Regions from separate parts of the Homo sapiens genome. Here region 2 is linked to region 1. The links are chromatin loops, found by intact Hi-C in ENCODE. Cell type or tissue: mammary epithelial cell. All regions are shown on one strand. Region 1 overlaps BCAT1-DT (BCAT1 divergent transcript). Region 2 overlaps DNAI7 (dynein axonemal intermediate chain 7).

Region 1 (5,000 bases):
TCTCACCCCATTCTCTTCTTGTTTTAAATGTTGTATACAGATAAATGTTTCAGAATGCTGCCACCAACCATCCTGCAACCATGAGTGGCAAGCCCAAGACCAAAAACCAAATATTGAGGATGGCAAAGAAAAAAGAAAGAGACTGGACTGTTGGGGACATCACTGAGCCACTTTGCCAAACCTGGAGTTGCCTACCTTCAAAAGTTTTGTTATATGACATAATTAATCTTTACTGCTTTGCCACTTCTGGTGGAATATTTTATTACTATCACCAGAAGCATTTCTTGGCTTCAATAACACACATACTCCAGTGTCACCTGCTTCAAGAGCACTCTACTCATAATTCTGACTAATGTACATTTCCACATGTCTGACCCAAAGGCATGTATAACTCAGTAGACTTTTATCGTATATATAATTAACTTATATTTACTCTTAAATCCTTCTCTGTGTGTGTGCATGTGTGTTTGTATGTGTGTGTGTGTCTTGCTACTATGTGTTGCATGCTTGGTAGACTCTTTTTGAATTTTCTTTGTTTTGTTGTTTTTTTTTTTTTTGAGATAGAGCCTTGCTCTGTTGCCCAAGCTGGAGTGCAGTGGCGCAATCTCAGCTCACTGCAATGTCCGCCTCCTGGGTTCAAGCAATTCTCCTGCCTCAGCCTCCCTAATAGCTAGGATTACAGGTGCACGCCACCATGCCCGGCTGATTTTTGTATTTTTTTGTAGAGATGAGGTTTCACCAGGCTGGTCTCAAACTCCTGACCTAAGGTGATCTGCTGGCCTCAGCCTTCCAAAGTGCTGGGATTATAGGCATGAGCCACCAGGCCCGGCCTTCTAGCTTTCTTAATAACAACACTATTAAACCAGTATCCCAAACAACAGTCAGTCAACATTAGATCCTACCTTTCCTGAACTCTCTTCAAATCTGATCATTTATAATGTCCCTTTATTATTACAAAGATTCCCCTTTATAATTTCTTAAATTTGTCTTTCGCTCTTCACACTCATTAGAATATCTTATTTCAAACTTCTGTCATCTCTCCTTCAGCCATTAGCTTCTTTTTTTTTTTTTTTTTAAAGACGAAGTCTTGCTCTGTTGCCAAGGCTGGAGTGCAGTGGCGCAATCTCAGCTCACTGCAACTTCCACCTCCTGGGTTCAAGCAATTCTCCTGCCTCAGCCTCCCGAGTAGCTGGGAATATAGGTGCCCGCTACCATGCCTGGCTAATTTTTGTATTTTTAGCAGAGACAGGGTTTCACCATGTTGGCGAGGCTGATCTTGAACTCCTGACCTCAGGCAATCCACCCGCTTCGACCTCCCAAAGTGCTGGGATTACAGGGGTGAGCCACTGCGCCCGGCCCAGACATTAGCTACCTAACTGGTATCCTCACGACATTTTGACATATTAACCTATCTTAGCCTTATTTTCCTTATCTGTAAAATGGGGAAAATAAAGCCCATGGTTTTCATGAGTATTAAGACTTAATATGCATGAAGTAATCAAAATAGTGCCTCGCACATAGTAAATGTTCAATAAATATAAGCTCTTATTATCATCTTCGATCATAATGCTTTTTAAAATTATTCTATGAGATTTTTTTTCTACAAAATAAAACACTTTTCACTCAATCACCATTGCCCAAATACTCTTCCCTTTACCCAAATCAAATGTACTGATGGTTCTAAAGATAATGCTTAGAGCATACTGAATTAGGTTCAAGTCACTCTCTTTTATGTCCTCTCCACACTATTATTTATTACCTACTTAGGCTCTCTCTTTTAAAAAGATGAAGGTTTCCTTATTTGGTTCACAAGTTTCCTCTCTATCCAGAACCTTGCCATTATCTTAGGTCTTCAAGTGAGGACCAACACCTAGAATCTGGATGATCTTTATTTCTACTCTACATAAACCATTCGTTTCCATAGTTATACCCTTGACTTCTGCTAAAGATGCTCTCCCCCAGGTCCCACCCAAGATCTACTGATTCATAATTACTGGGGAGTAAGGTATAGGAGTAAAACACAAACATCTGCATTTTAGTAACCACCTGAGATACTGATATATTATTGTGCATACCAAAGTTTAACACAACCGAACTAGATCTTTTCATCTCCCAGAATTACTGTATCTCTAAATTTTTCATTAAAACATTATCCTTCAGGAGGAAGAGGCAGAGCAAGACGGCTCAATAGAAGCCTCCACTAATTGTCCTCCCCACTGGAACACCAAATTGAACAACTATCCACACAAAGAAGCACCTTCGTAAGAACCAAAAATCAGGTGAGTAATCACAGTACTTGGTTTTAATTTCACATCACTGAAAGAGGCACTGAAGAGGGTAAGAAAGAAAGATGGTCTTGAATTGCCAATACCACCCTTTCCTCATCCCTTGTCAGAGGCCATATGGCATGGAGAGAGATTCTATATGCTTAGGGGAGGAAGAGCACAGTGACTGTGGGACTTTGCGTTGGAACTCAGTGCTGCCCTGTCAGCAGAAAGCAACACTGGGCAAAACTCAGCCAGCACCAGCAGAGGGAGCATTTAGATCAGCCTTAGCCAAAGATGAATCACCCACCCCAGTGGTTGGAACCTGAGTTCTAGCAAGCCTCACCACAATAGGTTAAAGTGTTCTGGGGTCCTAAATAAATGTGAAAGGTGGTCTAGGCCACAAGGACTGTAATTCCTGGGCAAGTCCTGGTGCTGTGCTGGGCTCAGAGCTAGTGGACTTAAGGAGCATGTGACCTAGTGAGAAACCAGCCAGGGCAGCCAAGCAAGTGCTTGTGCCACCACTCCCCTAACCCTAGGCAGCACAGCTTGCAGCTCTGGGAGAGACCCCTTCCTTCAGGCTTGAGGAGAGGAGAGGGAAGAGTAAAGAGGGCTTTGTCTTGCAACGTGGATACCAGCTCAGCTACCATAGGATTGGGCACTACAATAGGATAGGCAGAGTCTTGATGGCCCCATTCCAGGCCCTAGCTCCCAGAAGACATTTTAAGCACACTCTGGGCCAGAAAGGAACTCACAACCTCAAAGGGAAGGGCCCAGTCCTAGAAGAATTCAACACCTGCTGACTAAAGAACCCTCCTTGGGCCAGGCCAGGTGCAGTGGCTCACGCCTGTAATCCCAGCACTTTGGGAGGCTGAGGCGGGTGGATCACGAGGTCAGGAGTTCAAGACCAGCCTGGCCAACATGGTAAAACCCTGTCTCTACCGAAAATACAAAAAATTAGCTGGGCATGGTGGCGGACGCCTGTAATCCCAGCTCCTCGGGAGGCTGAGGCAGGAGAATTGCTTGAACCCAGGAGGTGGAGGTTGCAGTGAGCCAAGATCACGCCATTGCACTCCAGCCTGGGTGACAGAGCAAGACTCTGTCTTGGGGAAAAAAAAAAAAAAAGAAGTCTTGGGCCCTAAATAATCAGCAGTGGTACCCAGGCAATACTTGCCATAGGCTTTGAGTGAGACTCAGAGATGTGATGGCTTCAGATATGACCCAGCACATTCCCATCTGTGGTGGCTACAGGGAGAGACTCCTTCTGTTTGAGAAAAGGAGAGGGAAGAGTAAAGGAGACTTTGTCTTATAGCTTAGGTACCAGCTTGGCCACAGTGGGGTAGAGTACCAACTAGACTCTTGGGGTCTCTGATTCCAGGTTTTGGCTTTTAGACAGTATTTCTGGACCTGCCCTGGGCCAGAGGGGAGCCCGCTTCCCTGAAGGAACAGACTCAGAACTGCCAACATCACCAAAAGCTGACAGAAGAACCCTTGGGCCTTGAGTGAACATCGATGGTAGCCAGACAGTATTTGCCATAGGCCTGGGGTGGTGGTGGTCATGGGGAGAGACTCCTCTGCTTGTAGAAAGGGGAGAAAAGAGTGAGAAGGTCTTTGCCTTGCAGTTTGGGTGTCAGTTCAGCCACAGTAGAATAGATCACCAGGTAAATTCCTAAGGTTTCCAACTCTAGGACCTGGCTCCCAGAGGGCATCTCTAGTCATGCCTGGAATCTGGAGAGCTAGTCACTCTTGAACAAAATTCAAGATAACACAGGACACAAGCCCAGCTGGCTTCACCACCTCTTGATTGTAGAACCCTGGGGTCTTGAACAAACATAGGCTGTCACCAGGCAGTGGTTACAGTGGGACTTGAGTAAGACCCAGTGCTGTGCTGGCTTCAGGTCTGACCCAGCACAGTCCCAGTGGTGGTGGCCACAGGGGTGCTTATGTCACCTCTCCCCCAGCTCCAGGCGGCTCAGCACAGAGAGAGAGACTCCATTTGTTTCAAAGAAAGTAAGGGAAAAGAACAAGGGCTCCTTCTGGTAATCCAGAGAATTCTTGCAGATCTTATGCAAAACCACCAAGGCAGTACCTCTTGAGTCTGCAAGAGCCATAGTGTTATTGGGCTTGGGATGCCCCCTAATGCAGATAAGTCTGCAGTAAACAAAAACTTAGATCCCAACACCTAACTCTCTTTGAATACCTGGAAAGCTTTCCCAAGAAGGGCAGGTACAAACACGCCCAGACTGCAACAACTACAATAAATAAAATAAATACCTAATTTCATGAATGCCCACACATCAATAAGCTCCACAAGCATCAAGACCATCCAGGAAAACATGAATCCACCAAATGAATTAAATAAGGCACATATCTCTGGAGACACAGAGATATGTGACCTTTCAGACAAAGAATTCAAAATCGCTGCTTTGAGGAAACTCAACAAAATTCAAGATAGCACAGAGAAGGAATTCAGAATACTATCTGATAAATTTAACAAAGAGATTGAAATAGTTAAGAATCAAGCAGAAATTCTGGAGCTGAAAAATGCAATTGATATACTGAAGAATGAATTACAGTCTCTTAATAGCAGAATTCATCAAAAAATACTACACACATGAAGGAGAAATAAAGACTTCCCTAGACAAAGAAAAGCTGAGGAATTTCATCAACAGTAGACCTATCCTATAAGAAATATTAAAGGGAGTTCTTCAGTTTGAAAGAAGAGGATGTTAATGA
Region 2 (5,000 bases), 190 kb after region 1:
GGTGTGCCCCAAGAGGGCACGGAAGCTCTACACTCCTCCCTACGGACCTCACCCCTTGTATTTCTTCATCTAGTTTTTCACTTGTATCTTTTGTAATATCCTTTATAATAAACCAGTAAAGGCGAGTAAATGTTTCTCTGAGTTTTGTGAGCCATTACAGCAAATAACCTGACCAATGGCTTGTGGCTGATTTATAACAGGCTGATCAGAAGTACAGGTGACAAGCTGGGACTTGTGATTGGAAGTGAAGGAAAGGGCAGTTTTGTGGGACGGGGGTCTGCACTAGCTCTAAGTACTCAGTACCAGCACTGGATCGAAGGACACTTCAGTAGGAATCTGGAGAGTTGGATAATTGGTTGGTGTGAGAAAACCCCACATACATTTGGTGTCAGAAGTGTTAAAAGTATAAACGCTAGTTTTTCGTTTTACTTAGAATTTCTTGAGCTTCCTGAATGTGAGGATTCACATCTTTCATCAATTCTGGAAAATTTTCAGCCATTATCTCTTTGAATATTGTCTCTCTTCCATTCTTCTGTATCCCTTCTTTTCTTTTTTAGCCCTTGTTACTCTATAATACATGCCTGTCAACTGCTCTTTCATATTTTCTATCTCTTTGTCTCTGTGCTGTCTTCTGGTAAATTTTCCAATCCAACTTTTGATTCACTCCTCATTAAAAATTCTTGGCTAGGTGCAGTGGTAATCCTAGCACTTTGGGAAGCTGAGGCTGCTGGATCATTTGAGGTCAGCAGTTTGAGACCATCCTGGCCAACATGGTGAAACCTCATTTCTACTAAAAATACAAAAATTAGCCAGGTGTGGTGGCACATGACTGTAATTCCAGCTATTGGGAGGCTGAGGCATGAGAATTGGTTGAATCCGGGAGGTAGAGGTTGCGGTAAGCCGAGATCACGCCACTGCACTCCAGCCTGGGTGACAGAGCGAGATGCCGTCTCAAAAAATTAATTAAATAAATAAATAAATAAAAATTCTTAGTGGAGACATTTTTGTTTCTTATTCACTAAGCTAAAGATAAGCCAAACGCATCTTATCTCCTTTTGCACAATAAATTTTTCCTGTTATCCATAATGTCTTTTGAGGCTCCCAGCCATACAGGAGTCTCTGGTTCAACTTACCACCTTGTATGTACTCTAGGCTTTGCCTCCTGATGGCCCTTTGAACCAATGCTAAGCCATAGCAGTTAGCTAGCTAAGCCACTAACTAGTTAGCTATGAAGCCATGGCTTCAAGACCTTCTTACTTTCTGGATTGTTTTATGGCCTCTAAGGTTTTACCTTACTTTTTTTGATTAAAGCAATGAATTTAAATTTTTTTTAATAAATTAGTTTTTTTTCCCCCAGTATTTTTAAGTGCATTGTAAAGTGGCAGCTTCTCAGGCTAGTCTAACCATCCTATTTGCAGGAACAAAAGTTAGAATATTCTGATTTGTCTTTGTACCCCCACTGTCTAACAGAGTGTATACCTGGCACCTAGTAAACATGAAAAATCATGGGTACTAAATTACTGAACAGTGGATATTCCAACTGAGGATAAAATTACCCACTACCCCCACCCGAGTTATCTACATGAATGCATGCAACTTGATTTTTTTTTCTTGATTAGACAGACAAATAATCAATGTTTTATGATATGCTGACCTTAGCTAATATGGCAAGGAATTCTTAGGACTTGTAAAAAAGAAAAAAGAAAATGAAAAGATTACCAATTACTTCTTTTGCTAAGGGTTCAAAAGCAGTAGTGTTATTACTTGGCAAATGATATATTAATTTTTATTTTGAGTTAATATCAGACTATTTGTAATAGCCAGTTTATAGGAAAATGCATAAATACCTACATTTAGCACTACTTTACTCTTCTCAATCACTTCCTCAAAAGTCTCATTTGTTTTCTCTTTCCACAAACTAATAAACGTGTTCATTTCTTGGGCTACTGAAGGATCAGGACTCCCATCACATTGAATGTAGTGCTTCCACTGTGGAATAAAAATGTTTAAAGGTTCACATTGATGAAGATTCAACCAAAGATTAAATGACTTCTTTTTTGAAGGTGAATTTTTATAACCTAGTTTAACCAACTTAGATAAAAACATGATGGCTTTAACCAGTAACTTGAGAGAGCTCTAAAATAACCAAGTTCTTCTTTATCCAAGTAACTTCTAATCCTTAATATTCAGATACATAGAAGCACTAAAATACTTTCACATTTTTATTTTTAAAGCATTATTTATAAGTAGTTTTGTTTTGCTTAGTTTTCCTCTCTAATCATAGAGCTGCTTATTTGCAAAGGCCAACACTTAGGCTAATTTCTACTTCCCAAGTTATTACTAATGTCTAGTTGCCACTGGCATTTTAGTAGAAGGCCTTCCATTCATTTTGTAGTTTATGCAAATTTCACATTTGTAATCATATTGTACTGTACTTAGAATTTTTCACTTGATTATACCACAATCTTTAGCCATATTATAATAGTTTTTCATTTTTCTCCTGATATTCACCTATATTATTTCCAAAGTTATGCAGTTTTGAGCAAGACTAGATTGCCTTAAGCACAAAGCTTTTACGTTTTAATTTAGCATAATTTCCCTAAGTATACATTCCCAGCAATTGAGTCAGAGTCAAAGAATATAAACATTTCAAGGACATTATTACTGACAAATAGCTTTCTACAAAGTTATGTTAGTTTACTTTGCCATAAGCAATCAATTTGTCAGATGAGAGGGTTTTTTAAAACAGAAAAATTTAGTTTCTTTTCTTGGCATCAAAATTGGACTACACCTCCCTCTTGTGGTGACAAAGGTATTAGCTAAAAAAGAGAAATCAGTCCTACCTGAGAAAGCAATTTAGTTTCCTGTTTCAATTTCTCTGCTTCAGGAAAACACCTCTCTAATAAATAAAGTTCTTCAAGTTCTTCATTTCTCCTTTCTAGATCCTGTTGCACAAGGACAGATACATTGATCAGCTCTTTAATTTTAACTTTATGTTTCACAAGTAGCATCTAAAACTGACGTGGCTAAATATATAACTGCAGTTTCAAAATGAATATTAAAATTAGTTTGAATATAACTGATATCTCCAAAAGGTTTCATCTGAAACAGTGGCTTACAAAGTGTGATCTACAGACTCTTGATGGGTACCTAAAACCTGGGATCTGTGAGGTCAAATCTATTTCCATAATAATACTAACATTATTTGACTTTTTCATCGTGTATCTATTTGCACTGATTGTGCAAGATGGTGTGAAAGTGCTGATGTCTTAGCACAGATCAGACAGTGACCCCAAACTGTACTACTTCTAGGGGGAGAGGTGAAGGGAAGGAGCCAGCTTCACAAAAGAATGCCCGGATGGATGGGTGCAGTGGCTCACGCCTGTAATCCCAGCACTTTGGGAGGCTGAGGCAGGCGGATCACTTGAGGTCAGGAGTTCGAGACCAGCCAACATGGTGAAACACCATCTCGACCAAAAATACAAAAATTAGCCGGGTATGGTGGCGTGTGCCTGTAATCCCAGCTACTCAGGAGGCTGAAGGGGGAGAACTGCTTGACCCTGGAGGCAGAGGTTCCACTAACCCAAGATCGCGCAACCGCACTCCAGCCTGGATGACAGGGCAAGACTCTAAATCACGTTACAAAAAAAAAAAAGAATGCCCTGATGAAGAGGTGAAAATTATTAATTGTATTAAATCTGAACCCTAAGTACATGTCTTTTTAATAGCCTGTTGGATAAAATGGGAAGTCAGCATAAAGCTCTTCTGCTGCATATCGAATGACAATACTGTCTTGAGAAATATCACTTGTGCAATTATTTGACTAATTTGGTAGACATTCTCTCAAAAATGAATGAATGGAGTGTGTCACTTCAAGGATACAACTCAAAATATCTGTTGCCAATGACAAAATTCAAGCTGTCAGGCAAAAATTCAAATTTTAGAAAACTTGTATCTATCACTGTAAGCTTGAAAGTATTCCGATCTTTAAAAACTTCTGATTTGGGCCTGGCGTGGTGGCTCACATCTGTAATCTCAGCACTTTGGGAGACAGAGGTGCATGGATCACAAGGTCAGGAGAGTTCGAGATCAGCCTGGCCCCATCTCTATTAAAAATACGAAAATTAGCCGGGCGCGGTGGCGGGTGCCTGTAATCTCTGCTACTCGGGAGGCTAAGGCAGGAGAATCGCCTGAACCTGGGACGTGGAGGTTGCAGTGAGCCGAGATTATGCCATTGCACTCTAGCCTGGGTGACAGAACAAGACTCTGTCTCAAAAAAAAAATGAAAAAATCTTCTGATTTGGTTGGTGATTATACTAATGTATGTGATTTTTGATAATGAATAATCAATTACATCAACATTTGGAAGCAAATAATTCAGTAAACCAAAACTTTTCAAGCAAGCAACACATGATAATGCCAAATCATGTATGAAAACAAGATCTGTTCAGAGGGTAAGATAGATCAATGTTTTAAAATAACAGAGTATGAATAGTTGACTGATATGGTTTCATATTCCACATTAAGAAACTACAACTTGGCCGGGCGCAGTGGCTCACACCTGTAATCCCAGCACTTTGGGAGGCCGAGGCGGGTGGATCACGAGGTCAGGTGATTGAGACCACGGTGAAAGCCCGTCTCTACTAAAAATACAAAAAACATTAGCCAGGCGCAGTGGCGGGTGCCTGTAGTCCCAGCTACTCGGGAGGCTGAGGCAGGAGAATGGCGTGAACCCGGGAGGCGGAGCTTGCAGAGAGCAGAGATTGTGCCACTGCACTCCAGCCTGGGCGACAGAGAGAGACTCCGTCTCAAAAAAAAAAAAAAAAAAAAAGTTTTGATACAGTATCAAAGAAGAATATCCACAATTATCAGAAAGGCTATTAAAATATTACTTTTTTTCAATTGCATATCTGTATAAGGCCAGATTTTCCTTATATGCTTCATACAAAACAACATATTGCAACAGATGGAATACTGAAATAGATATGAGAATCCAGCTG

What was found. Peaks named below come from ENCODE experiments on the same cell type or tissue, not always from the same donor. Only the 100,000 strongest peaks of a DNase experiment are listed, where the experiment ranks them.
Region 2: a loop joins it to region 1, with 12 times the contacts of the local background. A loop is called at or near these places in 3 of 110 quality-filtered maps.

What each region holds. Positions count from the first base shown.
Region 1 is chr12:24,957,894-24,962,893 of GRCh38, forward strand. BCAT1-DT (BCAT1 divergent transcript) reads left to right here. Exons shown (of 3, transcript NR_199054.1): 2 at 2,161-2,279. Among named protein-coding and RNA genes, the nearest start is that of BCAT1-DT, 11 kb to the left of the region's middle. In mammary epithelial cell, a CTCF peak has its summit at 2,530 (motif pointing right); a DNase peak (open chromatin) is centred at 2,558.
Region 2 is chr12:25,152,468-25,157,467 of GRCh38, forward strand. DNAI7 (dynein axonemal intermediate chain 7) reads right to left here. Exons shown (of 16, transcript NM_018272.5): 5 at 2,844-2,945; 6 at 1,852-1,989. Among named protein-coding and RNA genes, the nearest start is that of DNAI7, 40 kb to the right of the region's middle. In mammary epithelial cell, a CTCF peak has its summit at 2,801 (motif pointing left); no DNase peak of the experiment used is centred here.